2 separate regions of the Homo sapiens genome follow, and region 2 is linked to region 1. The links are chromatin loops, found by intact Hi-C in ENCODE. Cell type or tissue: sigmoid colon. All regions are shown on one strand. Each heading gives the region's core, and the rest is flanking DNA. Links, peaks and the distances in the headings are about the cores only. Region 1 has its middle 41 kb from the start of RPS6KA2-AS1. Region 2 has its middle 10 kb from the start of MIR3939.

Evidence for each region. A loop is a pair of places that touch in the nucleus more often than their neighbours do. Peaks named below come from ENCODE experiments on the same cell type or tissue, not always from the same donor. Only the 100,000 strongest peaks of a DNase experiment are listed, where the experiment ranks them.
Region 2: a loop joins it to region 1, with 3 times the contacts of the local background. A loop is called at or near these places in 6 of 110 quality-filtered maps.

The regions. Positions count from the first base shown.
Region 1 is chr6:166,854,438-166,870,407 of GRCh38, reverse strand. It overlaps a transcript of RPS6KA2 not described here. Among named protein-coding and RNA genes, the nearest start is that of RPS6KA2-AS1, 41 kb to the left of the region's middle. RefSeq lists a silencer at 7,266-7,575. In sigmoid colon, for the core only: no CTCF peak of the experiment used is centred there; DNase peaks (open chromatin) are centred at 7,568 and 7,997; H3K4me3 peaks cover 2,182 bases.
Region 2 is chr6:166,981,096-166,994,135 of GRCh38, reverse strand. No RefSeq gene overlaps it. Among named protein-coding and RNA genes, the nearest start is that of MIR3939, 10 kb to the left of the region's middle. In sigmoid colon, for the core only: CTCF peaks have their summits at 4,067 and 4,269 (motif pointing right); no DNase peak of the experiment used is centred there.

The DNA.
Region 1 (15,970 bases), core at 3,505-11,504:
AAAGTTGACAGCATGAAAAAAGCCAGCCTGTGCCAGCAGAAGGACCAAAGCAGGGCTTTCGGGGCCTGTAGTTTAGACATATTCTTGCAATTGGAAACTTAACATTTCACATTGGAAGCTCTCCTGTCTTCCATTCTTCTCCTCAGAAGCCTAGTTCAGTGGTGGCATCAGGTGACACACCATATCTCAAACTTCACCTTTTATTAAAGAGAATTTTATGCCACTATAGTTATTATTCCTTTTTTTTGTTTGCTTGAGCTGGAGTTTCGCTCTTGTTGCCTTGGCTCACTGCAACCTCTGCCTCCTGGGTTCAAGCGATTCTCCTGCCTAAGCCTCCCGAGTAGCTGGGATTACAGGCGCCCGCCACCATGCCTGGCTAATTTTTGTATTTTCACTGGAAACTGAGTTTCACCGTGTTGGCCAGGTTGGTCTCGAACTCCTGACCTCAGGTGATTCGCCTGCCTCAGCCTCCCAAAATGTTGGGATTACAGGCATGAGCCACTGCCCCCGGCCTAGTTATTATTCTTATCTGTGACCTTCAACTACCTGAAGTAGTTGAGTATACTTCAACTACTTTCACCAGGAGTAGAACATCAATTCCACAGATTAACCAGAAGATTCCTATACATACTGTTTTTACTGATAATTTATATTTTGAGACAGCAGCTACTGTAGTTTTGAGAATTTGCTAAGTCCCATTGGTGCCTATGTTTAATTTTTAACTCCTAATACCAGCCTCCAAGAGGAGTTGTTCCAGTTCCCTCCCCAAGTCCAGTAAACACAGAGCCATCCTCTTAAAGTCACTCTTTCCACCCTTTAGTCATTTTTATATACTTGTTTCTTGCTGTGGTCCACTCTTAACCAGGTAACGCATGTTGCCCATTATTATAATGCAACAAGCACATCAGTCAAACCTGCATGCTACTGCTGCGGGCTGCTTCACCCTACCCTTCACTTCTCCTCGAAGCCAGTTGTTCTGTCTCTACAGCTTCCATAGACTTCACACCGGGTTTTTTAAAAGGCATTTTCCATATTCAGATCACAGATGCTAATATACATATTTTTGTTTTCAAAAGTACTTGAGTTGGTTCAATAGAACATAATTGTTTTCAAAGTCTTGAAATATATTTGTTTTGCTTTAAAAATCTTCCTTGAAGGCTGTATTAGTCAGGGTTCTCTAGAGGGACAGAACTAATGGAATATATATATATATATATTATTCGGGACACCCCCAAGTCTCCCTATATGTTGTGAAGGCTTCCCATCTCTAGAGTATAAATGCAACACGAGGAAAATGCCTATCGGTTTTAGTTGCATGAATCTCATACTTAAGAACGTGCCGGCTGGGCACCGTGACTCACGCCTGTAATCCCAGCCTGTAATCATATATATATATAAAATAAAGGGGAGTTTATTAGGTATTAACTCACCCGATCACAAGGTCCCACCATCTGCAGGCTGAGGAGCAAGGAGAGCCAGTCCAAGTTCCAAAACTGAAGAACTTGGAATCTGATGTTCGAGGGCAGGAAGCATCCAGCACAGGAGAAAGATGGAGGCTGGGAGGCTAGGCCGGTCTAGTTTTTTCATGATTTTCTGCCTGCTTTATATTCTAGCCACGCTGGCAGCTGATTAGATGGTGCCCACCCAGATTAAGGGTGGGTCTGCCTGTCCCAGCCCACTGACTCAAATGTTCATCTCCTTTGGCAACACCCTAGGATCAATACCAACACACACACCTAGGATCAATACTTTGCAACCTTCAATCCAATCAAGTTGACAGTGTTAACCATTACAATGGCCATCTTTGCTCACATGAATTCCAGTGGTATATATGATGCCAAGATCTTTCAGGTGAGGTATGGCATGGGGGAAATGGCATGTGCCCAATCTTCCAGATCCTGGCTGCTCATAGTATATTCGTTGACTTTTTATATGATTAGGCTTATGAAAACTGAAATAAATTTTAGAACCAATATGTCTGGCTTGAGGCTAAATTAAATAAATCCCTACGAATTGCTTAATTGACAATTATTGCGTAGTATGGTAAGTCAGTGAAGAGTGCAGCTTTGGTCTTACCATTTCTGCAGGACCAGCAAGCCAGAGGGACTCCCAACCAGGAAGGCTGGTTAGCACTAGGTTGTTTTTTAAATACGACTGTGGTAACTCCTGGGTAATGTTACATGTGGACAAATAAGATGGGTGACTTGAGAAGGAAATGCAGGTGTTTCAGCATTTTCACTTCTCTCTGTTTTTTGTGTGTGCTTGTATGTGTGTGTGCATTTTTTTTCTTTCTTTTTTTTTTTTTTTTTTTTGAGGTGGAGTCTTACTCTGTCACCAGGCTGGAGTGCAGTGGCGCTATCTCAGCTCACTTCAATCTCTGGCTCCCGGGTTCAAGCGATTCTCCTGCCTCTGCCTCCCTGGGATTACAGGCACCCACCACCACACCCAGCTAATGTTTATATTTTTAGTAGAGATGGGATGTCACTATGTTGGCCAGGATGGTCTCGTCAATCTCTTGACCTCATGATCCGCCCACCTCGGCCTCCCAAACTGCTGGGATTACAGGCGTGAGCCACCACGCCCGGCCTGCACTTTCTTAAGTATGAAATTCATGCAACTAAAATGAGTAAGCATTTGCCTGGTGTTGTATTTATACTCTAAAGTTGGGAAGCCTTCACAACATGTAGGAAGACTTGGGGGGCGTCCCGAGAATCTGGGCAGTCCAGATCACAATGACTTTTCCTACCAGTGAGATGAAAAGCTTAGTTGGGAAGACTGCAAAGCAATAGCTCCTTTTTACAAATGTTCTCCTAGCTTATAATTTATTTTTCATAATAGAGGCTGTTTACTCTGTACTCAGCCTTTTTTTCTTCCTTGTGAATAATTTCTTTTGAAAACAAGCTGCTGTTACGGTTCTGAGTGTCACGACGCTGCTGGGCTGGAAATGAGGCTTTGAGGGCGTCCTGCCAAGGCGGCTGGCCTGGGCCCCAGGCACCTTAATGCCTTTCGGGACCAAGCTGCCGGCTGCCAGTATATAAAGTGGCTTCTGTGAGCCTCTGTGCACCTTGGAAGCTAAGCCATTTGCAGCTGAAATGATGTCCCTCTTGCCCTGACTGGTCCCTGTGGAGAAAAGGTGTCAGTGAAGATCTCTATGCGCCGGGTTTCTCTTGGAGTTCGGGTTCTGGTCACGACAGAGCTGTGGCCTTAGGGCACTGTTGGATTTGCTGTTGTGTGCTCACCTCATCCCCCAGCTGGTATGTTAGTCGGCTTCCGTGCTGCCATCACAAAGTATCACCAGCTGAGTGGCCAAAACAACAGAATATGATTGCCTCCCAGTTCTGAAGGCCCAAAGTCTGAGGTCAAGGTGTGAGCAGGGTCGCACGCCCCCTGAAGGTGTCCGGAAGGGGTCTGTGCGGGCTCTTTCTCAGCTTCTGGGAGAGCTCCCAGTTCCTCAGCTCGTGGCAGCAGAGCTCCAGCGTCCCAGTGCTGTTCTGCTGTGTGCATGTCTGTGTTCAAATCTCCCCATTTTATGAGATCACATAAAGCCCACTCCACTCCAGCATGACCTCACCTTAACCAGCTACTTCTGCAGGGACCCTGCTTCCATGGAAGGTCACATTTGGAGGTAGTGGGAGTTAGGGCCTCCACACAGGAATCTGGGAGGTAGAGGGACATGGCCCAGCCCGTGACAATGGGTCACATGCATTTTTGTTAAAATTTAAATAAATTTGGTTTTAAGTTTTTTGGAGAATTTTGTGAAACTCCGGAGAGTGAAAATACCAAAGCTGGTGACCATGTCACTGGAAATTAGTAACTGTTGTTTTTTTTTGAGACAGAGTCTTGCTCTGTCACCCAGGCTGGATAGCAGTGGCACAATGGCACAATCATGGCTCACTGCAGCCTCAAACCATCCTCCCATCTCAGCCTCCCGAGTAGTTGGGACTACAGGCATGTGCCACCATGCCTGGCTATTTTAAAAAAATTTTATTCTTAGTAGGGACAGGGTCTCACTGTGTTGCCAAGGCTGGTTTCAAACTCCTGGGCTTAAGTGATCCTACTGCCTCGGCCTTCCAAAGTGCTGAGATTACAGGTGTGAGCCACTGCATCTGGACACTGTTTTCATTTTTACTAAATCTTTCATCCATCTCAAAATGTACAATATTGCAAAACGGAACAGCCCAGAATAAAACATTTGGGTCTTTTAAAAATGTCCGTCGGATTCAGTGTGGAGGTCAAGCACGTCTGTCCATCAGAAAACTTGGATTTCTTTGGGCCTTTTCTCTCAGATCACGAAACACATTTCGTTGCTGTGTATTCTGTGAGTCAGGCCGTGGCAGCCCCCTCTGTGGGGAAACTGAGCTACAGAAGATAGCTATTAGTAGCAGAAGTGGGACCAGGACCAGATTCCTGATTCAGCTTTTCTTTGGTTGTCAGAAATCCGTGGAATGGATAAGCTCTCTCCATCCCTCCTTCCCTCCCCTTCTCCATCCGTCTTTCCTTCCTAAGAGAAAAGAGACACTTTAAGATTGAAGAGGCAATGAACACAGAGGAGTGCTCTTCCTTCGTTGGAGCAAGAGAGTAATTTTCACTTGGGGCTGGGTCTCAGTGAGTTTCATGCCAGCTCATCCATCTCATCTCACAATGGCTGTGACTTGGGACACTTAAAATACTTCCCATTGCTTTTCTTTTGCAGAGTTTGGTTCATTAAGGACCCATTTTCAGCAAGGCTGCTTCAACAGTTCTTCTTAGAAATTGATGCTTTGGAGGTGAATATCTCAGAAATAGCTTTTTCAGGTGGTGTTCTGTTGAAAGTGTTGTTCAGGCCGGGCCGAATGACTCAAGCCTGTAATCCCAGCACTCTGGGAGGCCGAAGCCGGCAGATTGCCTGAGTTCAAGAGTTTGAGACCAGCCGGGGCAACATGGCAAAACCCTGTCTCTACAGAAAACACACGCACACACAAAAATGAGTGGTGTGGTGGTATGCGCCTGTGGTCCTAGCTACTTGGGAGGCTAGGGTGGATCTCTTGAGCCCAGGAAGTCGAGAAGGCAGTAAGCTGAGATCGTGCCACTACACTACAGTCTGGGTGACAAAGTGACACCCTGTCTCAAAAAAAAGAAAGAAAGAAAAAGATTGTTCAAGTTTTCTTGGGATTTATTTGAACATTTTAATTCCAACGCATCTAATTTCCTGGGTTCTTTATTTGAATCTTTATCTTCGTAGGTATTTAAATGTAATCATTATTTCCTTTCAGAAAAATTATTCCTTCTTACCTCTAATTGTTTACCTTTCCCAACACAAACTTTATAAGTGGGGCTGTTTTCCCAGATCAATATCACCTTTTGAAGATTTCAGTTTGTTGCATTTTATTTTGTTTTATTTTCTGGCTGTTTCCAGGTCCCCTTCCCCAGTGTCTGGCACACCTGGTACTGCATCTTGGTGGGCAGCAGCCCTGGGAGTGCCTTGCATGTAAAAAGCTGATGGAAAGGAACCCATCCGGGAGGTTTCTGCTTTGGGAGGACCCCGTAGGTGTTTTACAAGGCAGCAGTGCAGGGAGTAAGTGTGGGAATTCCAGCCCAGAGCCCTGGCCACATGAACTCTCGTCTCACTCCCTGGTGATCGCTTCATCTCTCCAGGCTCTCTGCTTGCCTGTGAGATGCCCAAATAATGTGCAGTCTGTTGATTAGTGTCATATTTGCATAGTTAAAAAAAACACCATGCTAAATTATGAGCCACATTTTCAGCAATTCCTAAGATACCCCTTAAAATGAGCTCTTTTTTGCTAGGGACTCTGGCAGGCTGTTCACCCATGGCCTCCCAGGAGCTGGGCTTCCCTCAAGTTTCCTAGGACACACTGCCAATCACAAGACAGCCCGTCCAAAGGACTTTTCCTCCCTCATATAAAGGACCTCTATTTCCTTCTTCCACAACAGAGCACTTGTGGAAACTTCCAGAAGCTGGAGTCTTTGTAAATACACAGTAAAGAATCTGAGTTCATTTCTTTCCCATTGCCTTCAGGAGTCCACATTTTTACCATCAGATTAAAGATTCTTGACATCTCTTCACTGTCTTTTATGAGTGACTCTCCTAGCTTTTTTACAGAAAAACCAAAAACCATTTTTTTTTTTTTGAGACAGAGTCTCGCGCTGTTGCCCAGGCTGGAGTGCAGTGGCGTGATCTCCGCTCACTGCAACTTCCGCCCCCTGGGTTAAAGCAATTCCCCTGCCTCAGCGTCCCTAGTAGCTGGGGTTACAGGCATGCGATACCACGCCCGGCTAAGTTTGTATTTTTAGTAGAGACGGGGTTTCACCGTGTTGGCCAGGCTGGTCTCGAACTCCCGCCTCAGGTGATCCGCCCGCCTTGGCCTCCCAAAGTGCTGGGATTACAGGCATGAGCCACCACCCTGGCTTTGTCTGTTTTTAATCTGTGACCTTTTACAGCATGTACAAAATCACCTTATGATTGTTAACACAAGAAAACCTTCACTCTGCTCTGTCAATCACAGAATCTCCAATTTGAAAACGAACAATATTGCTATTTTTAAAATTCTGAATGCAATTGATTTTAAAGGTCCTTCTGGCCTAATTTTGTAGAAAGATAAAGTGACTGTCATAAATCAACACCAAGTACAGAACCCCTCTGTTAACTTTGGACTCTACTTTGCTATGAGATACAAAGTATCTGGGATTTGGGTTTTTCTTTTTTTCCAGTGAATTGAATTTCTTAGTGATTGCATAAAGTCGAAAAAGAAAAAGGGATTGATAATTTTGGAGAACATTAAGCTATTTTTAAAAAGATATTTCTCTCAAAGATAAAGGAATTTGCTATAGAAATGAATACACTTACTCCCAAAGCAGCATTAAATTGTGTTAACTTTAACACCCTTTCCTAAAAGAGGGAACCATAATGCTTCAGGATTAGCACTTGGACGATTGGAGAAATGAATATGTCTTTCACCCGCACGCACCTTTCATTATCCAGGACAGAAGGGAGTAAGGAGGGAGGCAAGAGAGATCCCCCCACTCCACAACCCAAAAAAGGGAAACAGGGAGGGGAATTTTCCCCTGGTTCCTTTCCAAGGAGCGGTGGCCCAGGAGGCCTTGCTCTCCCGCAGGCGCCTGGCTGTGTCTTCGGGGGTTCCTTCTCTGAGCCTCAGGACTTTGTCACCTGTGAAATAGGACGGGGTGGAGACCTGAAGGAGCTGAGGGGCAGGATACACGTTGTTTGAATTAATGTTTCTGTCCCTCGGGCCCTGCCACTGGGAGCCCCAGCGGCCCACGTGCCTTTCATCCTGGCCCGCAGAGGCCTGAGTGCTGTTTCGGGCAGCTCCGGGCAGGGCTGGGTAGGGCCCAGCGGACCCCACGGGCCGCCCCCCCCCGCCTCTCCCCAGCTATTTGTCTGTCGTCCCTCTTCGTCCCTCTTCTCCTGAGGTGCTGTCCCGGCCCTCGGGGCGGGGGCAGCCGCGGGCAGCTCAGTCCGCAGCGCTTCCAGAGGTGCCCGAGTCTCCTGAACGCTCCGCAGGAAAGCAGCTGTGCTGCGTGGAGCCCTCCCCTCGTCCCGGTCCCTCCGTCCGTGTTCCTGTCCCTCCCGTTCTGCGGCGGGAGGTGGCGGTGTGGGTCTCCGGGGAGGCGCGGCGGGCTGGGGAGGTGGGGAAGGGTGTGCGCGTGCTGGGGGTGGGGGGGAAAGACCTGCCGCCCCCCCCCCCCGCCTCCCCAGCCCTTGGTTGCTATGCAGTTTCTATGGCAGCGGCATCCTCAGACTCAACTTTCACCCTCGTTTAGAGCCAATTAAGGTAAAATAGTGAGGGGAGGAGGGAAGAGCGTGGCCAGGGAAGGGAGGGGGGAGAGGCAGGAAATTCAATTCGAAGCTGCAAGTGCAGCGTTTACTCTGCCAAAGTCGCAGTACAGATTCCGAAGCCGCAGCGCCGTCCCCTCCTTTCCTCGCCCCAGCCCGAGCGGGAAGCGGCAGCAGCTCCCCAGAGCCCTGGCTTGGCAGGGAGGGGACGGCGCCCGAGCAGCCATATTGCAGCCCCCCGGGTCCCTCCTCCGGCCGGCGCAGGCCCCGCGCTCACGACCTCCTCTGGGAGCCGGATCTGTCCTCTCCATCGCCGCCACCCGCCGGCCTCTGCGTCCCTTGGCTTCCGACATCCCGTCTGGCCGTCCCCCTGTGCCGGTCCGAGCCTCTGTTTATTTCCTTTCCTACTATCAATACTCGACCAGCAGAAAAGGAAAGTTTAAAAATGCCAATCGCACAGTTGCTGGAACTATGGAAAAAGATCGAGGTGGAGCCTATGGAAATAGAGGTGAGTGCAGGAGAGAACGCACTTTTCACAGCATCCTCAAGAATCCGAACTCTGCAGCCAATGCATTGCTCATTTACTATAATCAGTTCATGTCCATTAGGTGACTATGATGGGTCAGAGAGTTGGCTATCCAGTGTGTGTGGATGTATATGTTGCGTTGTGTATGCACATGGATAAACATTGCGTGTGTATACACGCACGGCATTGTGTGTGGTGTAAATACATAAATGATAATGAGTACAAGAAACAAATTGTTGCCCTTAAGGAAACTTCAGGATGCTTCTTAAAGTCTATGTAAGTCTTAAAGTATTCCCGTTTCCAAACTAATCTGCATCAGTTTGATTTTCCTTCAACAAGTGGCTTTAAATTAGAAGCCTTCCATTTGCTACAGTGAAAGATGAAACCAGAAGGCAAAAATCAATGATGAATCAAGGAACAGAGAGCATAAAGATAATGTGATCTTAAACGAAAAAAGATAATGCAACCTTAAAAGGATGAATGGTCAGATAAAGAGGTGTGATTAAAGATAAACAGAAAAGATAATGAAATCAAAGTGTTCCTTGCCCGTCCCAGGGCTGGTGGGTGTGCAGGAATCACTGCTGAGAGTTTTTCACTCCATGCTTCCCTGGGGACACGCAAACCTCTGCTCCACGGAATCTGATTTGCTCCATTTGAATTGGAGATGGTCAACATACATTTTCCTAGAAGAGAAAGTTCCCCAAATTTATTAACGTCTACTAAATTATTAGATATACCTGTTCTGTGTTTATAGCAACTCAAATGGCATTTAAACATGGCTCATTTGTAATCACTCACCAAACCTCCTCAAAGTCCAATTTAATTTTTGCCTATCTCCTACTCCCAGCACTGTACTTATAAATTCAATGCTATTTTAAATTTTATTTATTCTTATATGTACGTCTTGAGATAGTCACATAACATACCTTTGAACTGAATGAGAGATTCTGTTTTAGAAGAGAATTTACTGAATGCTTCATATTGAATAGTTTTCTTGGAAAGCCAAGCTAAATAATGCTCGACATATGTATTGATGTTTAGCAGAGACTGTTGGGCATAGCACGGACATTGAAGTCCATTTGTTTTAGATGGAACAGCCCAGATACTGCTGCTCATGGAAAGTACCTGGGGTGGGAGAAGGATGACACCAGGGCTCCCTACTGTTACTGATTCTTCTGTTTGTACATGGGGTTGTTCTTGGTGTTGAGGATGGTGCCTTGGAAAGATCCATTCCCTTACTGCGGTTGCCATTTCAAGTCTACTTTTTTTGAGAGAGAGAGAGATTCAATTTTTCTAAATATTGAATTAGTGAACGAGCAAGTGATCAGCTAGAAGTTCTTTTCTCATTTACTAGTGCTTCCTATAGCCCAGCTGGTCATCGTCAGCACATTGGCTTGTGCTGAAGCTGTAAGGTGCTCAGCCCTCACGAATGAAGGGCTTGTCCAGAGGGAGGATTCCGCCCTGGGCTCAGAAAGGATGGGAGAGAGGGGGCCAGGGGCTTTACAATTCCAGGTGGGACCCTGGTCTTTACATTATTTCCAGTGACCAAAGCCATGAGGAGCAGCTTGTGTTTCACATATTTCTCAAATCGCTCATAAATGGATCAGCAATGAATAGATTCCCATGATTTGAAAACCATGCCATGAGCCTAGAAAGCACTTGCAAGTGGCAAGAATTTGGAGCCGAGTTGACTGATGGTCTGCCCTGCCTTGCCAGCCCCAGGAGAGGGCAGATGGTAAAGGTTTTGAGGAAAATTGGATACATTAAATAGCTCTTGAAGCAAAATAAATTTTTTTCAGGCTTCTTAGCTGAATTTTTTCAGGAGAGCACAGCTGGTGGAGTATGGACAGTGTTAAATTCCTATTTACTTGGAACCCAGAAAACCAGAGTTCTTTCTATAGAAAAATGAAAGCTTAAATATTAACCATGAGGTACTTCAAGTTTCTGAGGAAATTTCCAAATCCACAAAATCCTCTGTGTTTTGGAATTCACAGTCTGAATTTCCTCTCTAGTTTTGTCCATGTTTTATGTTGCATGGTATTAAAATAACTCACATATCAAGAAATGTGGCAGAGCTATATGGAGCATATCTGGCCTCTGAACTCCAAGTTAAATGCCCTAAAACCCTTGCAGGAGGAGCCTGCATGCTTTTCTCATCGGAAAATCTGCTAAGAGATTTTAGTGCTTATTTTTTAGTGATTTAGTTTAGATTTTATTGCTTTAGTTCCTTGCTGTTATGCAAATGTGACAGGACTGATGATTGGATTTCCAGGGACTAGAATCAGCATTCCTGGATTCATGTTTTGCTCTAACCACCTTTTCAAGCTGCTATCCTTTCTGGCCTGTTTTCTCATCTGTAGTCTGAGAGAACCGAACTGAACTGGGTCTGAGGTCCATTGTACTAGAGAACACTAAATACAGTTTATAAAAATTGTAGACCAGGGGAGATTCATCTGACTGTCCAGGGAAAGTCTTTGTGGTTCTCTGTGTTGTTCTGAGATATTTCAGATATATAATTAACCCATAAATGGGTGTGTTGACAAGGCAACGTGCTCATTAAGAGCCAGAACCTCCAGAAAACCCCGGCAGAATCTAGCATGAAAAAGAAACATGTAGTATTTCATGAATTATGTTCTGGCAAGTTGAAGGCACATCTCAAACACAGGACTTTTCAATCATTGCTTTCAGCGGGGTTACAGCAGCCAAGGGCGTGCTTTGGGGGCAAGATAAGAAAATGGGAGAAATGATGAGTAAGGCAAGTCCATAAGCCAGCCCACAAGGTCTGGCTGACCCATTTTATTTGTGTTCTCTTGGAGGAATAAGCATGATTTTTCTCTCTGGGATGTCATAATACATTAGATAGAGAAAGAGAAAGCTCCGTTTTTAAACAATGCAGATCAAACATGATTCCCTGAAGATTCATAGTCAAGCTTGGATAGAGATGATTATCTCCTGGCTACTAGGTGAGAAGATGAAACTAGAAATAGTAATAATGACAGCAGTTCACTTTGCGTGTCTGCTGCATGGCAGCTGGTGCTGATGGCTGGCTGGTGTTCTTCCGTGGAGCTCTCCCGTGTCTGCTGCATGGCAGCCGGTGCTGATGGCTGGCTGGTGTTCTTCCGTGGAGCTCTCCCGTGTCTGCTGCATGGCAGCCGGTGCTGATGGCTGGCTGGTGTTCTTCCGTGGAGCTCTCCCCACATCTCTAGGCAGAAGCACTGCCATGTCTCCGAGGCCCAGGTTAAGCAGGTGGCTCCAAGTTGTTAAGTAGAAACCAAAGACTCAGACCCAGATGGTTCCACTTAAACCTTGTGCCAACCACAGAAACACTTGCTTTACGTTTTATGGGCTGGGCCTCATTTCTCTGCTAGAATCCATTCTCCCAGCACTCACTTGGGACTGTGATTTGGTTCCGTTCTCATGGGAGTGGTCACACATGCCTTCACCGCTGCTCTGTGCTTCCACATCAGCTCCGTTCGTATTTTAGCTTCATGAAAATCCACGCTTTCTCCACTGGCAAGAATCACCTTGTCGTCCTTTAGATTGTACCGTAAGTCACACTCGCTTCATTGATTTAGTCGTTTGAGTTAGGGTTTAGTGTGAACACTCCTTGCCTTACTTACCACCTGTTGTATAAAGGATCCATCTCGGACATGAAGCATCACACAGTTAAACATAAATTCAGGTGGGAAGGGACGGTGATATGGTTTCCATGTCCTACAGAAATCATGCGGGATATTTAGTTAGTACTTTTTCATATTGGTAACCTGTATGAGGCCACCTACAAACACATGGCAATGCTAACCATCTTTAACATCTATCTTTGTTATCAGACCACAGAGGAGGATCTCAACCTGGATGTGGAGCCCACCACAGAAGACACTGCAGAAGAAGTAACTATACACGTTTTATTACACTCTGCTTTGTTTGGGGAGATTGGGCCCAGAAGGTGGTGAAGGGGGAAATGGAAGTTTGAAATTAAATATCTGTGAGCAGTTATTTTAGTGACATATGTGTCTCTATACATACACATGCACAAACGTGTATATATGCATATGTACATATCATGTGCTTATTATATTCGGTAATCTCCCTCAAAAAGAATAGCTGGAGCATAGGACGGAAGGCTGTCCATCGAGGTAAAGTTCATGGTCTCCTGGCATGGGCACTTGTGAGGGTCATGGTGCATTAGTACCAGTCAAGGAGGCCTGGGAGTAACCAGCTGGCATGGAAGCCTGGTGTGGGGCTCCCTGTACTGGAAGTCATGTGACACAGCTGCTTAAAATGTCTGATGAGGTGCTCAGCAGAGCTGGGGAGAAGAGCGGATTCCATCCGTGGGGAGTTGCCTTTCCAGTGGACGGAGAGGAGTCCCAGGGCCTGTAGGGGTTGACTGGGAAAGAAGGAAAGAGAGACAGGGTATCAGCCCGAGGTGGTCATCAAACGGAAGAGAAGAAAGAGCTCTTGCTGCTGCAGGCTGTGCATTTCTTCATTTTCATGCTGTGCAGGAGCATGGGCCTGATCCAGGCAGCAGAAAACAGACTTAGACTTTAATAAAGTGAGAGTATCTCGGCAACACTGGTGTTCTCAGGGGAGATTTTGGTAACGATAAGTGTATCCATCAGGGAGACACTGGCCAGCAAAGAGGTAAATTGGAAGGCTGAGTTGAGGCTGTAGTCAAGGCATTGTAGTTACGCAGCCACACTTCCACCACTGGTAAAGCAAACGCTCTCAGAGGCAGCCGGAGCCGTGGGCCATTGACTTGGCCATTAAGAAGACTGAGTCGCTCAGCCACATGCCACCTGGAGCCAGAACAGTTAGAAAATTTGCAACTCTGTTGACTTTTAAAATAGCTGGCAGATATTGCAGACTGGAAGGGCTGGATCGATGAACATTACTGGTTTTAGAAAATGGTCTGCTCAGATGCTGAACGCTACGTTTCACTACCATCTAAACCTATGCACACCAATGCAACATTTAAGCCAAGTGTCGCTGGATCTTATGATCCGATGACATAGCCCACTGGTTAAATAAAGAAAAATGGCATTCAGCTGCCTTACGTTTATCCAGCTGCCTTTCGGTTCTGTGCATTTTCACTAATCTGGGAGTCTAGAGTCCAGCTCTCTTCTAGCTGCGCAGCGATCCAGCTGCGTTCTTGAACACTATGCTTGGCCTGGCCTTGTACCTTTGCATCCCCTGGAAAAGTAGATAGCGCTGCTTTTGCCAGTTCCATGATGATCAAAAGGTAGGCAGGCATGAGGCAGTGACTCTCCTGAAAATATGATGCTCAATCTGATACTTGCAAAGTGGTAGGGGTAGGAAAGGAAGATGTACCTTCCCAGCAAATTCATAAGGCCAAAGGTCTCAGAGAAATGACTGGCTGTCATTTTTCAGAATACTTGCCTAGGCTTTTGTAGGAACTGTGATTTCCAGGGAACTTTCAGTGTGTTTACTGCAGACAGACTTATGTGATGACTTAGTAGTTGGCTTCAGGAGGCTGACGACAAGGCCCTGAGCCAGGATGGGTGGAGCAGACTCTTCATTCTGCTAGGTTCAGTTGAAGCAACAAGATTCCATAACACCATGTCCTGCTGCATTCAGGCTGCCATAGCAGAATGCCACACTGGGAGGCTTCTACACAACAGAAAGATATTGCTCGCAGTTCTGGAGGCTGGGAAGTCCACAATTAAGGCATGGCAGGTTTGATGGCTGGTGAAGGCACACTTTCTGGTTCATGGCCAGCCGTCTTTACCCTTGTCCTCACGTGGTGGAAGGGGCAAGGGAGCTCTCTGGGGTCTGTTTGATAAGGACACTAATCCCATTCATGAGAAGTCCACCCTCAAGACCTAATCACCTCCCACAGTTCTCACCTCCTAACACCATCACCTTTATTGCTAGGATTTTAACATATGAGTTTTGGAGAAATACAAACATTTAGACCATAGCACATGTTATGCCCCAAAGTGCATGTATACAACTAACAGAAAATCCTTTAATTCATCAACAGTGTTTATTTTTTAAGAGCTCCTAGTCTCAAGTTGTCGTGTTCTCTACATTTTTGGTGGAAATCTAGATGTGAATCTATCATAGAATGTAATGAAAGTAACCAACCTCTTTAAAAGTTGTTTTTGATAACGGAATATCAGATGGAGGAAATTATTACTGTTTCCTGATGCTTACTGTATCTGGATAATAGAAAACCAGTATATCTTTGCATCTTAATAAATGAAGGAATAGAGTTCCAAACAGATTTTAGGAGTATTTTGCAGAACTATAATCTTGATATTTAGGTACATTTGCAGTATTTGTGGGAAGAATGAGAAAATACTGGAGAAAATTACTTGTTTACTTGATGTTTCTGATAGATGATGCTGAAAACCCAACATGGAGTTTTTTAGTCTAGCTGCAGATGAATGTCATTTGAATACTCTATGATGTTGTGTAACTTTTGTTAGAGACAGGCTTTCGACATCCTTCTTGGCCTCCAGAGGGGTTATTTGCAAGGTCTTCTCTAGGTTAGGGATTTATGGCTCAAATAAAAGAGCCATATTCTGAACCACAATCACAAAACCCTTCTTATTCTTCTTCTTCTTCCTCTTCTTCTTCCTCTTCTTCTTCTTCCTCTTCCTCTTCCTCTTCTTCTTCCTCTTCTTCTTCCTCTTCTTCCTCTTCTTCTTCCTCCTCCTCTTCCTCCTCCTCCTTCTCCTTTTTCTTCTTTTCCTTCTTCTTCATCTTCATCTTTGTCTTCTTCGTCTTCTTCGTCTTTTAATAGATTTAGGGAGTATAAATGCAGTTTCGTTATGTGGATATATTGTGTAGTCATGAATTCTGGACTTCTAGCATAGCCATTACCAGAACAGTGACCACAGAACCCAACATGTGATTTTTCATCCTCGCCCCCACTCCCACGCTCCCACCTTTTGTAGCCCAGTGTTTACTCTTCCCCCTCTATGTTCACGTGTGCTCATTCTTTAGTCCCACTTATAAGTGAGAACATGCGGCATTTCTGAGTTACTTCACTTAGGATAATGGCCTCCGGTTCCAACCACGTTGCTGCTAAAGGCATGATTTCATTCTTTTTTATGGCTGAATAGTATTCCATGATGTATCTGTATCACATTTTCTTGATTGAATTCTTCGATGTTGGACACTTATGTTGATTCCATGGCTATGCTATTGTGAATTGTACTGTGATAAACAGATAAGTGAAGGTGTCTTTTTTATATAATAATTTCTTTTTCTTAGGGTAGATACCTAGTAGTGGGATTATGGATCAAATGGTAGTTCTGTTTTTAGTTTTCTGAAAAGTTTTCATATGTCTTTTGTAGAGGTTGTGCTGATTTACATTCCCACCAACAGTGTATAAGCGTTCCCTTTCTCTGCATCCTTGCCAACATCTGTTGTTATTTTGAAAAAGAAAGAAATTTTGTGGCAACTAAACTGATAAACGTTTCATGCCTCTTGCCAGTCTGAACATATATGATAAAAAGTCATCTTATTTAGGAAAAAAATCATTCAAGTCAGCAGCAGTTTTCCCATTCATTTATTCAGCCAAGAATATTTATTGATAATCTGTAGGCCAGGCATTATGGTTCATGGAAAAGAATAAAAAGGTGAGCGAGGCTTGCCCTGGAGGAGCGCAGGAGGTGCTGTGATCA
Region 2 (13,040 bases), core at 59-8,058, 130 kb before region 1:
GCAAGACTCCATCTCAAAAAAAAAAAAGTGTTAATTGTTTATGTTGTTGGTAAGACTTCCGATCAACAGTAGGCTGTTACTACAGTTTTGGGGGATGGAATTTTGACTGTGAGGGTCTGTGCCCCTAACCTCATGTTGCTTAAGGGTCAACTGTACATAGATATGTTACATACACACACATACTTCCTCCCTCTCTGTAATTTGGATCCTATGCCTATTATCTTTTAGTTTACTAACTTGACTTAAGAAGTCCTGATCATTTTTTGATGTTCATGCATACCGTATAGATCCTACCTCATTTGACTCCTACAAAATATTTGTTAAGGGTGTTCTAAAAGTTACTTTTTGTAGTTAAACTACACTTTATTTACATTTGTTTGTTATGGAAATAATGCATAATAATCGTTAAAAATCCAAACAAAAGGGGGGAACATATTAAAAGAAAAGTAAGGGTCTCCCTGCTACTCTACCTACCTACCCACCTACCTTATCTGTTACCATATCCTAGACCCAACTGCAATTAACAATTTCTGGTTTTAGTTCTTCTGGTTCTTTTCATTATAACCTTAAATACTGTACATATACATCTTGACTCACCAGCTGAAAATCCTTCAAAGGGACAAAAACTTATTCTTAACTCCTAATTTAAAAAATTGTATTACTTTTAGTTTTGCTAGAAGCTTTCATGACTTTAGGTTGTTTACCTAAATCATTATTTATAAATTTTACACACTGTATATTGGCTCCCTACTAGGAGAGGTGAGGAATTGGTACATTCTTACTTTCTCGTCTTTTCCCCTCCCCCTCCTAATTTTGTTAGTTTCATTCTCATTTTTAGTCTGTCAAGAATTTGCATTCTTTTTGTAAATAAAATTACAGACATCCCTTGGTATCCATGGGGGATTGGTTCCAGGACCTCTCGTATACACCAAAATCCACATACACTCAAATCCCACAGTTGGCCCTGTGGAACCTGTGGATATGACCATTCGCATCCCAAGAATACTGTATTTTCCACCTATTCTTGGTTTCAGTTGTGGAACCCACTGATATGGAGGGCCAACTGTATATATTGAAAACAATTTGCATATAAGTAGACCCACACTGGTTCAGACCCCTGTTGTTCAGGGTCAGCTCTATATCTTTCCAACTTTGTGCATTGATTGAAAAACCAACAACAGTATGATATTAGGGCTATAACAGATCTGTTAGGCCAAGCCCACATGCCCCTGAACAGAACATTCTGCACATTGGGCCAACTTCCAACTGCCGGCACCTGAAGTTATTTGCATTATCAGCTATCTTTGTCCACCAGAGCCTGCTCTGCCTGCATTTTGGGAAGACCTAAAGTGCCAAGGAATTAACACACCCTGCAAGTATGCTCAATTGAAGGCAATGAATAGAAAAAGACCCCTGACTCCTTCACCCCTGGATTTCAGGGAGGTAAATCCAAGATGTATGCTAAGGAGGTGACACTTAATGTCAGACACACACACCTGTTATGAGAGTTTCCTGATTGAATAAGAAAGAGGCATTCCAGGCAGAAGTACCCGAACATACAAGAGTGCAAGACCAAGAGGCTAAGGCAGATTGCTCTGTGCAAGAAGTGGCAGGTAGTGTGGCGTGGCTGGAGATGAAGAAATGACTGGATTGGGAAGGACTTTATCCACCAATCTAATGAATTTGACTTTCATCTTGAAGGTGTGAAATAGCGTGCTAAACAAGTTTAAAAGCAAAATGTCATTAGCCTATTTGTATTTAGAAAGAGCACTCCAGAAGCAAGGAGGGGATGGGTGAATTGGATGTACTGACACTGGAACAAGGAAATTATTCCAATAGTCCAGGAAAGAAGAAGGACATCAACTAAAATTGCACAAGTGAACATGGAAAAAAGAGGATGCGTCTGAGAAATATAAATATTGGCCGGGGCGGTGGCTCACACCTGTAATCCCAACACTTCGGGAGGGTGAGGTGGGCAGATTGCTTGAACTCAGGAGTTCAAAACCAGCCTGGGTAACATGGCAAAACCCCTCTCTACACAAAATACAAAAATTAGCCAAGCGTGATGGCATGGCCTGTAGTCCCAGTTACTCAGGAGGCTGAGGTGGGAGGATCACTTGAGCCTGGGAGGTTGAGGCTGCAGTGAGCCATGATCTCGCCACTGCACTCCCACCTGGGAGATAGAGTGGGACCCTGTCTAAAAAAAAAAACAAAGAAATATAAATATTGTATTAGGGTTTACCAAAGAAACAGAACCAATACGATATATGTATGTATACGGGTATATATATAAGGAGATTCATATAAGGAACTGACTCACAAGATCACTGAGGCTGGCAAGTCTACAGGATGAGCCAGCAAGCTGGAGACCCAGGAGAACTGATGGCATAGTTCCTGACCAGAGGCTAGCAGGCTTGAAATCCAGGAAGAGTCAGTGTTTCAATCTGAGTCTGAAGGCAAGAAACAAGCTGATGTCCCAGTCAAAAGATCAGAAGGCAGGAGAGATTCTTTCTTACTCAGGGAGGATCAGTTTTTTTGTTTTATTCAGGCTTCTAACTGATTGGATGAGACTCACTCATATGTTAGGGAGGTCAATTTGCTTTACTCAGGCTATCCATTTAAATGTTAATCTCATCCCAAAACACCCTCATACACACACCCAGGATAATGTTTCAGCAAGTATCTGGGCACTCTATGGCCCAGTCAAGTTGACACATAAAATTAATCACAAATATGTTCCAGTAACTTAGTTTTTAAACAACTAGATTCTTATGAGAATAAACTCAGGATAGGATAGGGGAAATGCTTTCTGGCTTTCCACTTGCATATTCTTGGAATGTCACTTTTTCTTAAATGTTAAAAATTGAAGGCCAGGCATGGTGGCTCATGCCTGTAATCCCAGCACTTTGGGAGGCTGAGGTGGGTGGATCACGATGTCAGGAGTTCCAGACCAGCCTGACCATCATGGTGAAACCCCATCTTTACTAAAAATACAAAAAAATAGCTGGGAGTGGTGGCGCGTGCCTATAATCCCAACTACTCAGGAGGCTGAGGCAGGAGAATCACTTGAAACCTGGGAGACGGAGGTTGCAGTGAGCCAAGATCACGCCACCGCACTGCAGCCTGGGCAACAAGAATGAGACTCCATCTCAAAAAAAAAAAAAAAAAATGAAAATGTGTCGTTAATCATCGAGATAGTCTTTCAGTCTGCACTCAGTAATATTAATGCCTTCTCATTGAAGTCATCTATTCTGTTCCCATAAAGATCAGGATAGTTTAGGTAGTGGTGAATAAATAAGGTTCTCAATGGCCTATTAGTTTTTTTAAATGTTCAAAAGATAGTAGCATGTTGGGAAAAGAGATGAATTCCACATTTCTTTTGGTACAGTACAACTTACTGAAATTGCTTTCTTATTTCAACAAGGATTTACCAGGTTGTGTGTAGTGGTTAAAAGCATGGACTTTACAGCCACATTACATGGGTTCAAATCCACTTACTAGTTATGTTAACCACAGGAAGTTAGCTAATGTCTCTCTGCCTCAGTTTTCTGTTTGTAAATTAGGATAAAAATCTCCGTAGATGTGAATATGTATAGCTAGATAGTAGATTGTATTCAAAATCCCAATCATAACATAATAAAAATATTAACTATTATTAGTTGTTTTGAATATACAACCTAATTTCATTTTCTCCATGATCTGAGCATGTTGAGTTATTTTTAAACAACTCCATTTTACAGATGAGACAGTGTTCCAATAAGCTAGGTAGTATGCCCACAGACACACAGCTAGCAGCTGAGATGAACCACCCAAGTCTATTTGGTTTTCAGCTCATGTTCTTTTCATGATATTTTGCTTTCTCTCAATATTTATAGAATTTAATTTAATTGACTAGAATTAAACTAAGAGAAAATGATTGAATGAAGAGATGCAGAAGGCAAGAGATAGCAAAGGTCATTCTGGGCTGGGCATGGTGGCTCACACCTGTAATCCCAGCACTTTGGGAGGCCTAGGCGGGTGGATCATCTGAGGTCGGGAGTTCAAGACCACCCTGGCCAACATGGTGAAACACCCCCGTCTGCTAAAAATACAAAAATTAGCTGGGTGTGGTGGCAGGCGCCTGTAATTGCAGCTACTCGGGAAGCTGAGGCAGGAGAATCGCTTGAACTGGGGAGGTGGAAGTTGCAGTGAGCCGAGATGTGCCATTGCACTCCAGCCTGGGCAGTAAGAGCGAAACTCCGTCTCAAAGCAAAAAAAAGAAAAGCTACCTTTACCAAAGACAGTTAAAATGATGGCCACCAAGGGGCAGTGTGCAGCAGGCAGAGAAGGTGGCTTTTTAAATTATTTTTCACTGCCTGCTGAGACAAAGATGTTACACCAGAATATGCCACCCTAACATATGCTTCTTTGGCATAAGGATTATTTTGAGCTGAAGACGATTGAGAAGAAACAAATAAAAGAAAAACTCTGCCTTCCCTTTCTTTGCCTAAAGGCAGGACATGCTAGTTAATGATCAACCCCTGACCTAATCGGTTATGTTACCTATAGATTACAGACATTTTATAGAAAAAGAAAAACACGGTGAAAATCCCTGTCCTGTTCTGTTCCATTGTAATTACCAGTGCATGCAGCCCCCAATCACATACCCACTGCTTGCTCAATCGATCATGACACTCTCATGTGGACCCCCTTAGAGTTGTAAGCCCTTAAGAGGGAAAGGAATTGCTCACTTGGGGAGCTCGGTTTTTGGAGACGTGAGTCTGCTGATGCTCCCAGCTGAATAAAGCCCTTCCTTCTACAACTCGGTGTCTGAGGGGTTTTGTCTGTGGCTACAAACCTGTCTTTGGCCAGTCTAATTTACAGGACCTCAGCCAGAGAACTAAGATGGGTAGAGGCAATACAGGAGATAGAAATAATTTAGGTAGGTAGATAGGGTGAAAGAGTCCCTGACAAAAGCTTTTCTTCTGACAAAAAACAGCTCAGAAATTACTTCCATTCTAACCACAGGCAGTCCAAATAAATCACTTCTCTTTTAACAAAGAGCAGCCTGGAAGATTGGACTGTATAATGTAGATAAGCATCTCCGGCACAGAGGGAGAGTTTCTTGGGTAGTCACCAAACTTACATAAATGGGTCCCAGTAAAAACAGTAGGCTTTAATGAGCACATTCCTTTCCCCTTTTTTGGACAGGGACACACTAAGGTTAGCTAGAAGCTTGCATGGTGGGGTGGGGGAAATGCCTGCAGCTGCAAGGAGGTACCCAGGACAAGGCATGGAAACTCCCCCTATTCTTGTTAGCACATGCAAGGTGGAAGGAGAAAGGCAGTGTGGAGTCGCCCAAGCTAAGAGCCTGCCTGCATGATAAAAGAATGGGGTAGGGGCTGCCAGAGATTCCACTCTATACAGATGACACACCTGGTCCTAACCAGGTTTTCATGCCCTATGTAGATAAGATACCCGCTCCCTACTAGCTCGTTGATAAAAACCCTCCATTTTACTGCAGCACGGCAACCCGTCTGGGACCTCTCTCTGTGAGAGAGAGCTGTCCTTTTCCTTTTGCCTATTACACTTCTCTAACTTCACCCTTTGTGTGTCTGCATTCTTCATTTCTGTGGCCATGAGACAAAAAACCTCAGCTGATATCCCAGACAACAAGGCTGCTTTAGAGGGAAAACGGATAGCTAATATTATCAGTTAATTGGCTATGTTAATTGATACCTTCAAATTAGGTGTTTTAAAATAAATGCTGAGAACAATATGAAAGTGTTTTTCTTTTACTAATTCTCTGAGGATTTTGTTATTTATTTAGCTTTACAATGCCTAGCCCCCTTTATAAATGTAATTATTGTGTTGCTAAGTGCATGTATACAAAAAATTCATTGGTTCAAAAGCCATAGGCCTGGTACCATAGCCATATATGGTACGTTCAAACCTTGGAAATGCACATTCTCAGTGTGTCGGAAGCTCTGTACTGCTCCTTCTTGAAGAACTACTTTGATTTGTGGTTAACTCGCTGTTTTGACTCACTGTTTTAACTCCCATTACTTCAGTATCTGACATTCAGCCTCAGAATCTGGCCAGTGTATCAGGGCTGGAATTAATTGATTAACACCATTAGATGGCAGTACTATTTAAATTCCAAAAATGGTTATAAACTCATTCTCTAAAATGTGTGTCAAATAGAATATTTGACTGATAATAACTCTAAGAGCACAAAAGGATTAAACACACACACAAGACAAAGTTTGGGATATACCCATTGGAAAAACCCTTGGTCTCTTTAAATTTTTTTTCATATGTATGTATATTGCACATATTGCCGGCCTCTTTATCTCTTTTTTCCTTTTTTTTTTTTTTTTTTTTGAGAAGGAGTCTTACTCTGTCACCCAGGCTGGAGCACAGTAGTGCAAACATGACTCACTGCAGCCTTGAACTCCTGGGCTCAAGCGACCTTGTCACCTTAGCCACTGTGACCAGCCTTCTTTTCCCTTTTGACTTTGTTATATCACACTGACTCTAGAAATGTGGTTCTTTATTGGGGCGATTTTGCCCTCCCCCGGGGACATCTGACAAGGTCTGGAGACATTTTGATTGTGGGTAGGGGGAGGGACACTCTGCTACAGGCATCTAGTTGGCAGAGCCCAGAGATACCGCTACACACCCTACACTGTGCAGAACAGCCCCTACGGCCAGGAATTATCAGGCCCAAACAAAATACCAAGTTAGTTTTTAATTTCAAAGTTTACGCGTAACATTATTTTTTAGATATAAAAAATATTCACACATTAATTTGATCACAAGAAATTTTAAAGAAATTTAAACATTTTCAGAAAAGGCTACTTCAAGGTGTCATGACAGCTTTGGACCAAACATTAATGTTCTATATGACTTTGGGCAAGTCAGTCATGTTTATTAGACTTAATAACCCAGGTAACGTTAGCTGTTGGAGGGTTTTTTAAAAAACGTTTTATTTTGAAAAAACTTCAAACTTAAAGGAAAAATGGCAAGAATACTACAAAGACCTATTTATTCAGATACACCAGTTGTCACAATTTTGCCATATTAACTTTATCTATTGATCAATTTCTCTTTCAGTCTATTGACCTATCTATCTTGAACTATTTGGGATTAAGTTGTAGACATCTGATCCCCTTACCCTTAAACACTTTACCACGTCTTCCTAAGAATAAGACCATTACTCCACACAGTACACTTATCTAAATCAGGAGACAGCATTGTTATAATACTGTTACCAAGTGGCAAGCTGGTGCACTGTCCAGACAGGGAGAGAGGGAGAGAGGACCTGATTTGTAACATTTGCCAGTTCCCATGTGTGATGGTTTACTTTGGTTCATAACTACCATTGTCCTTGTTACAGTCTTTTATTAAAATGTGGGGTGTGTTAGGCCGCAAGGGCAGGCCTCAAGAAACAGAATCTCTCTCCTGCCCTCCTTTCACCTGCCCCAAGGCAGGATTCCATCTTCTCCCACCTTTCCAACTGTGGGTCTTAAGACTTTTCAGAGAGGGTCCTGCCATACACACTGGGGGAAGGAATGCTGACGTCATGAAGCTTCCATGAAAACTCAAGAGGACTGAGTTCAGAGAGCTTCCGGATAGCTGAAAACATGGAGGTTCCTGGTTCCTGGAGGGTGGCGCCCCAGGCATGGAAGCTCTGAGCCCCTTCCTCCGCACCTCATCTCTTCATCTGTATCCTTTGTAATATCCTTTATTATAAAACAGCAAATGTGTTTCCCTGAGTTCTGTGAGCCACTCCAGCAAATCAATCAAACCCAAAGAGGGGGTCATGGGAACCCCAACTTGAAGCTCAATCAGAATTTCCCAAGGCCCAGATTTGCAACTGATATCTGGGGGTGAGGGTGGTCTTGGGGTCTGAGCCCTCAATCTGTGGGATCTGATGCTACCTCCAGATAGATAGTGAAGGAACTGGGTGGAGGTCCTGGCTTGTGTCTGCCTCTTGGTGGTGGGGAGAAGTTCCCACACATATGGTCACAGGAGTCTTCTGTGTTGATGATTGCTGTTGTGGTGTGAGAGCAGAGGAAAAACACAGTTTGAGAGAGTTTTCCCAAAATACCATGGTAAGTGGCTCATCATGGCTGATTTCAGGTTATCAACAGCTTAACAACCAGCTCAAAACATGCTTTGCTGTTTAACAATCAACTCTCAGGGAATCAGTGAACTGGTGAGCACAAAGCTACTGTTAACGAATCCATGGTTCATATGCAAAAGTTACCAACTGCTCTAATAATGTCCTTAATAGTCATGTTTTTTTCCAAGTTCATGATTCGGTCTGTATCATCATTTGTCACCTCTCTTTAGTATCCTTTAACCTGGAGTGGTTCCAGCCTGTTTTTGTCTACTGGGGCATTGCTGTTCTTGAAAGAGTACAGGTCAGGTGTTTTGTAGAATGCCTTTCAATTAGGGTTTACCCAGTGTCTTCTCTGGATTAGATTTACATTATGCGTTTTTGGCAGGAATACCACATACATGATGTTTACTTGGTTCATTGGATAAGAAGCCCGTGATGTCGGTTTGTCCTATTATTGGTGATACCAATTTTGGCCACTTGGTTAAGTGGCATGTGTGAGGTTTTTTCATTGTAAAACTGTTATTTCCTTTTTGTAATTAATATGAGACACTTTGAGACTACGCGGATATCCTCTCCCTCATCAAACTTTTCTCCACCAACTTTAGCATCTGGTTGCCACCCTCCAAAATGGCCCCAGTGATCCCATCTCCTAATAAGTACATGTCTGTGTGGTCCTCTCCCACACTGCATAGGAATGGCTTACGTAACCAATAGGTAGTTGAGGATGTGATGCAGTCTGACTTTTGAGGCTAAGTTGTAAAGAAAGACACTGTGTCTTCCTCCTTGTTGTCTTGGAGCGCTTGCTCTGGAGAAGCCAGAGGTCATGTCGTGAGGATACTCAAGTTGCCATTTGGAGAGGTGCACATGGTGAAGAAATGAGGCCTACTGCCAATGACCATGTAAGTGAGCCACCACGGAGATACTCCCATAGCCCTGATCAAGCCCTCAGATTACTGCAGCCTCAGCTAGCATCTGGACTGCAATCTCATGAGTAGGCCCAAGCCAGAATCACCCAGAAAAGCCATTCCCAAATTCCTGTCCCACAAAAACTGTCCAAAAATAAAAAATAGCCACTAAGTTTTGGAGTAATTTGTGGCATGGCAGTAGATAACTAATATAGCATCCATTGAAAACTTTTTTCTTGGCCGGGCACCGTGGCTCATGCTTGTAAGCCCAGCACTTTGGGAGGCCAAGGTGGGTGGATCACCCGAGGTCAGGAGTTAGAGAGTAGCCCAGCCAGCATGGCAAAAACCTGTCTCTATTAGAAATACAAAATTAGCCGGGCGTGGTGGCGCACACCAGTCATCCCAGCTACTCGGGGGACTGAGGCAGGAGAATCGCTTGAACCTGGGAGGCAGAGGTTGCAGTGAGCTGAGATCGCGTCACTGCACTCCAGCCTGGGCGATGGAGCAAGACTCTATCTCAAAAAAAAAAAAAAGACAACTTTTTTCTTCAATCAGTTACTAATAAGATGGCTGCAAAATGGTGAGGTTTCATCATTTTGTTTTACTTCATCATAACATCTACATTTATTAGTAGGCATCTACTCTAAACAAGAGCTTTTCCTTCTTGTTTTATTTATTTATTTATATCAGTTTGGTGTATAGACTCCTATTTTACTCAGTTAGTTATAATCCATTATTTTTATTGTTTATTTTGCTGCTCAGATTGTCCCAGCCCTGGCTGGTGTCCTTTTGACTCCTGTGTCCTTTTACAGAGTCAGTGGTCTTCCCTCTCCCAGCTCTGGAGCCAGCCATTTTTCCACGTATCTCTATTTCCTTTTAGTGGAGAATGGTATTCAGAAACCAAACTTACTGTCTATAAATATTATTCTGTACATTCTGCTGAAAGTTTAAAAGTGTTGCTTTTTATATTTGAATCCTTAATCTCCCTGGAATTTAGCGTATGGAGTGAGGGAGATATCAAATTTCATTTTTTCACACATATATAACCAATTATTTCAGCATCTCTTATATTGAGGAGTTGCTTCTTTACCCAGATAGCTACAATGCTGACACTAACATAAATCAGCTTGATATATGTCAGTTTTTTTCCTGGGTTCTCCATTCTGTTTCATTTGTATGTGTTTCCATAACTACACTAATAACAGTGTTAAATTATTAAAACTGTATAATATGTTTTGACATCTGATAGGGCAATCTTTCATTTATTCTTCTCTTTCAGGAATTCTTTGGCTATTCTTAGGCCTTTTCTCATCCAGATAAGATACTGAATCAGCTTATCAAGGGCCAACTTATTGAATTGTTATTGAATTTGAGATGAATCAATAAAGAGAAAGGAGAGCCATGAAATTAGAAAAACTACCCTAATTAAGTCTTCCCTTCTAAAAGTCAGGAAAACTAGCATTACTTGAAAATGAGTACCAAAAAAACTAAGGTCAAATCCCATACAAAGTCATTATGAAGAAAAAAAGAGAATAAAACATAATTTCTTTAGAAAATAAATTATGACAGAAAGCCATGGCTTCAAAACAGATGAAAACTAAAATATTTTAAAATAAGTTAATAAACATCTAAAATGACATTAGATATGAAAAAATGACGTGTCAGATTTAGAAATATACAGAAAGGAGATGACAAACTCAGAAAAGAAGTAAAAATTTTAAAAACATTTCAGAAATGAAGAGAGAAAGAAACACGAGCAAATAAACAGAACTGATAATGCATTAAAAGAAAAGATGAAAAAATATGAGGCTATAAAAGAGACGTGTGGTACAGGATAACGGTCACCCAAAGATGTCCCCATCCTAATCTCCAGAACCTGTGCCTGTGTCACCTGACATGGCAAAGTGACAGCAAATGTGACTACCTTATGGATCTCAAGAGAGAAGCCTGATCCTGGATCATCTGGCTGAGTCCAGCCTAATTGCATGGGTCCTTAACAGTGGAGAGTCGACTGCAGTGGTATGAAGGAAATGCAGCTATGGAAGAAACGGTCTGAGAAATGGTACATTGCTGGCTTTGTGGATGGAGGAAAGTGGTCATGAGCCAAGGGATGTGTACTACCTCTAGAAGCTGGAAAAGGGAAGAAAACAGATTTGCCCTAAAGCCTCCAGAATGAAATCCAGACCTACTGACACCCTGGTTTTAGCTCAGTGAGACCCATGGTGGGCTTCTGAAGGCAAAATTGTAAGATAATAAATGTGTTAAGACACTAAATTTATGGTGATATGCTACACAGTGGTAGAAAATTAGTACAAGATGAAAAAGATTTAAAAGGAAATGACAGATATACATATATAGGAAACAGGCAAGGAAGACCCTGTACACATGGGTACACGTGCATGCGCACACACACACAGATATATTAGTTCCTAAAGAAATAAAATCAGCCAGGCGCGGTGGCTCACGCCTGTAATCCCAGCACTTTGGGAGGCTGAGACAGGTGGATCACCTGAGGTCAGGAGTTCAAGACCAGCCTCAACATGGAGAAACCCTGTCTCTACTAAAAACACAAAATTAGCTGGGCGTGGTGGTGCAGGCCTGTAATCCCAGCTACTCAGGAGGCTGAGGCAGGAGACTTGCTTGAACCTGGGAGGCGGAGGTTGCAGTGAGCCGAGATCGTGCCATTGCACTCCATCCTGGGCAACAAGAGTGAAACTCCGTCTCAAAAAAAAAAAAAAAAAAAAGAAAATCAAAAGGAATAGATCCAAACAAACAAGATGTATAATTCAGGAAAGGTTTCCTGAAATAAGCATATACTTGAAACGACATATTGAAAGATTATCTAAACACCTTGGAAAATGGAGTCCAAATATCCAATACCAAGACATTCTAGTAAAATTATTGGAAGAGAAAGGAAAGAAGGAAGAAGGGGAAAGAAGGAAGAAGGGGAAAGAGGGAAGAAATAAAATTTCTTGGGGTTCCTTTCCCCACCAAAAGAAGATGCACTGACATTTTGAAAGAAAATTAGTTTGACATCAGATTTTTCAACAGCAATGCCTTATGTCAGAACAAAATGGAGTTACATATTCAGGCCAAGTGTGGTGGCGCACACCTGTAATCCCAGCACTTTGGGAGGCTGAGGCGGGTGAATCGCTTGAGCCCAGGAGTTCAAGAGCATCCAGGGCAATGTGGCAAAACCCCGTCTCTTCAAAAAATTAGCCAGGCATGGTGGCATGCACCTGTAGTTCCAGCTATTGAGGAGGCTGAGCTGAAAGGATCGTTTGAGCCCAGGAGGTTGAGGCTGCAGGGAGCTATGATCTGCACTCCAGCCTGAGTAACAAAGTGAGACTCTGTCTCAAAAAAAATAAAAAAAATAAAATAAAATGAAAAAAGATACTCGAGGAAAGTAAAGATAAGCCAAAATAATTTTCAAGTATAAAAGCAGCAAAGTGTTACCAAAATGCAAAGACTCAGGAAATACAGTTACCATAAGCTATTCCTAAGGAATCTACTAGTGAACAAGTTTCAAACAGTCACAATGACTGCAGAGACATTGACGTAAAGACAGATGGCAAATATTAAGTGGGTGGGTAGGTAGATACAGCTGTAGATATGGCCAGCTGTTTGCTGGAGGCAATTTGGACAAGCTTATGAGAGCCAATGAACTTTTCAAGAATTTTATGAGTTGGTTATTAAACATAGACATTATGAACAGTTAAAGTATATACATGTACGTACATTTAAATAAATTAAAAACAGTAAACACTAAAAACACATCGCTTCATAATTATGTTACTACATTTTACAATTATCTATGCTTTTGAGGTTATTTACATTGATTGTATCAAATGGTGGAGATAGGGTCAGCTTCTGCACATCTTTTCCCGAACTCCACATTTAATGATGTCACCTTGATAGCTCACCAATGGTGAAAGTATTTACTCCATGGAAAGCTGCAAAATGCTATGAATCAGGGCTTTTTCCCCCTTTTTCTGGAGAGTCTCTTGTTAAACATTTCCTAGCACATC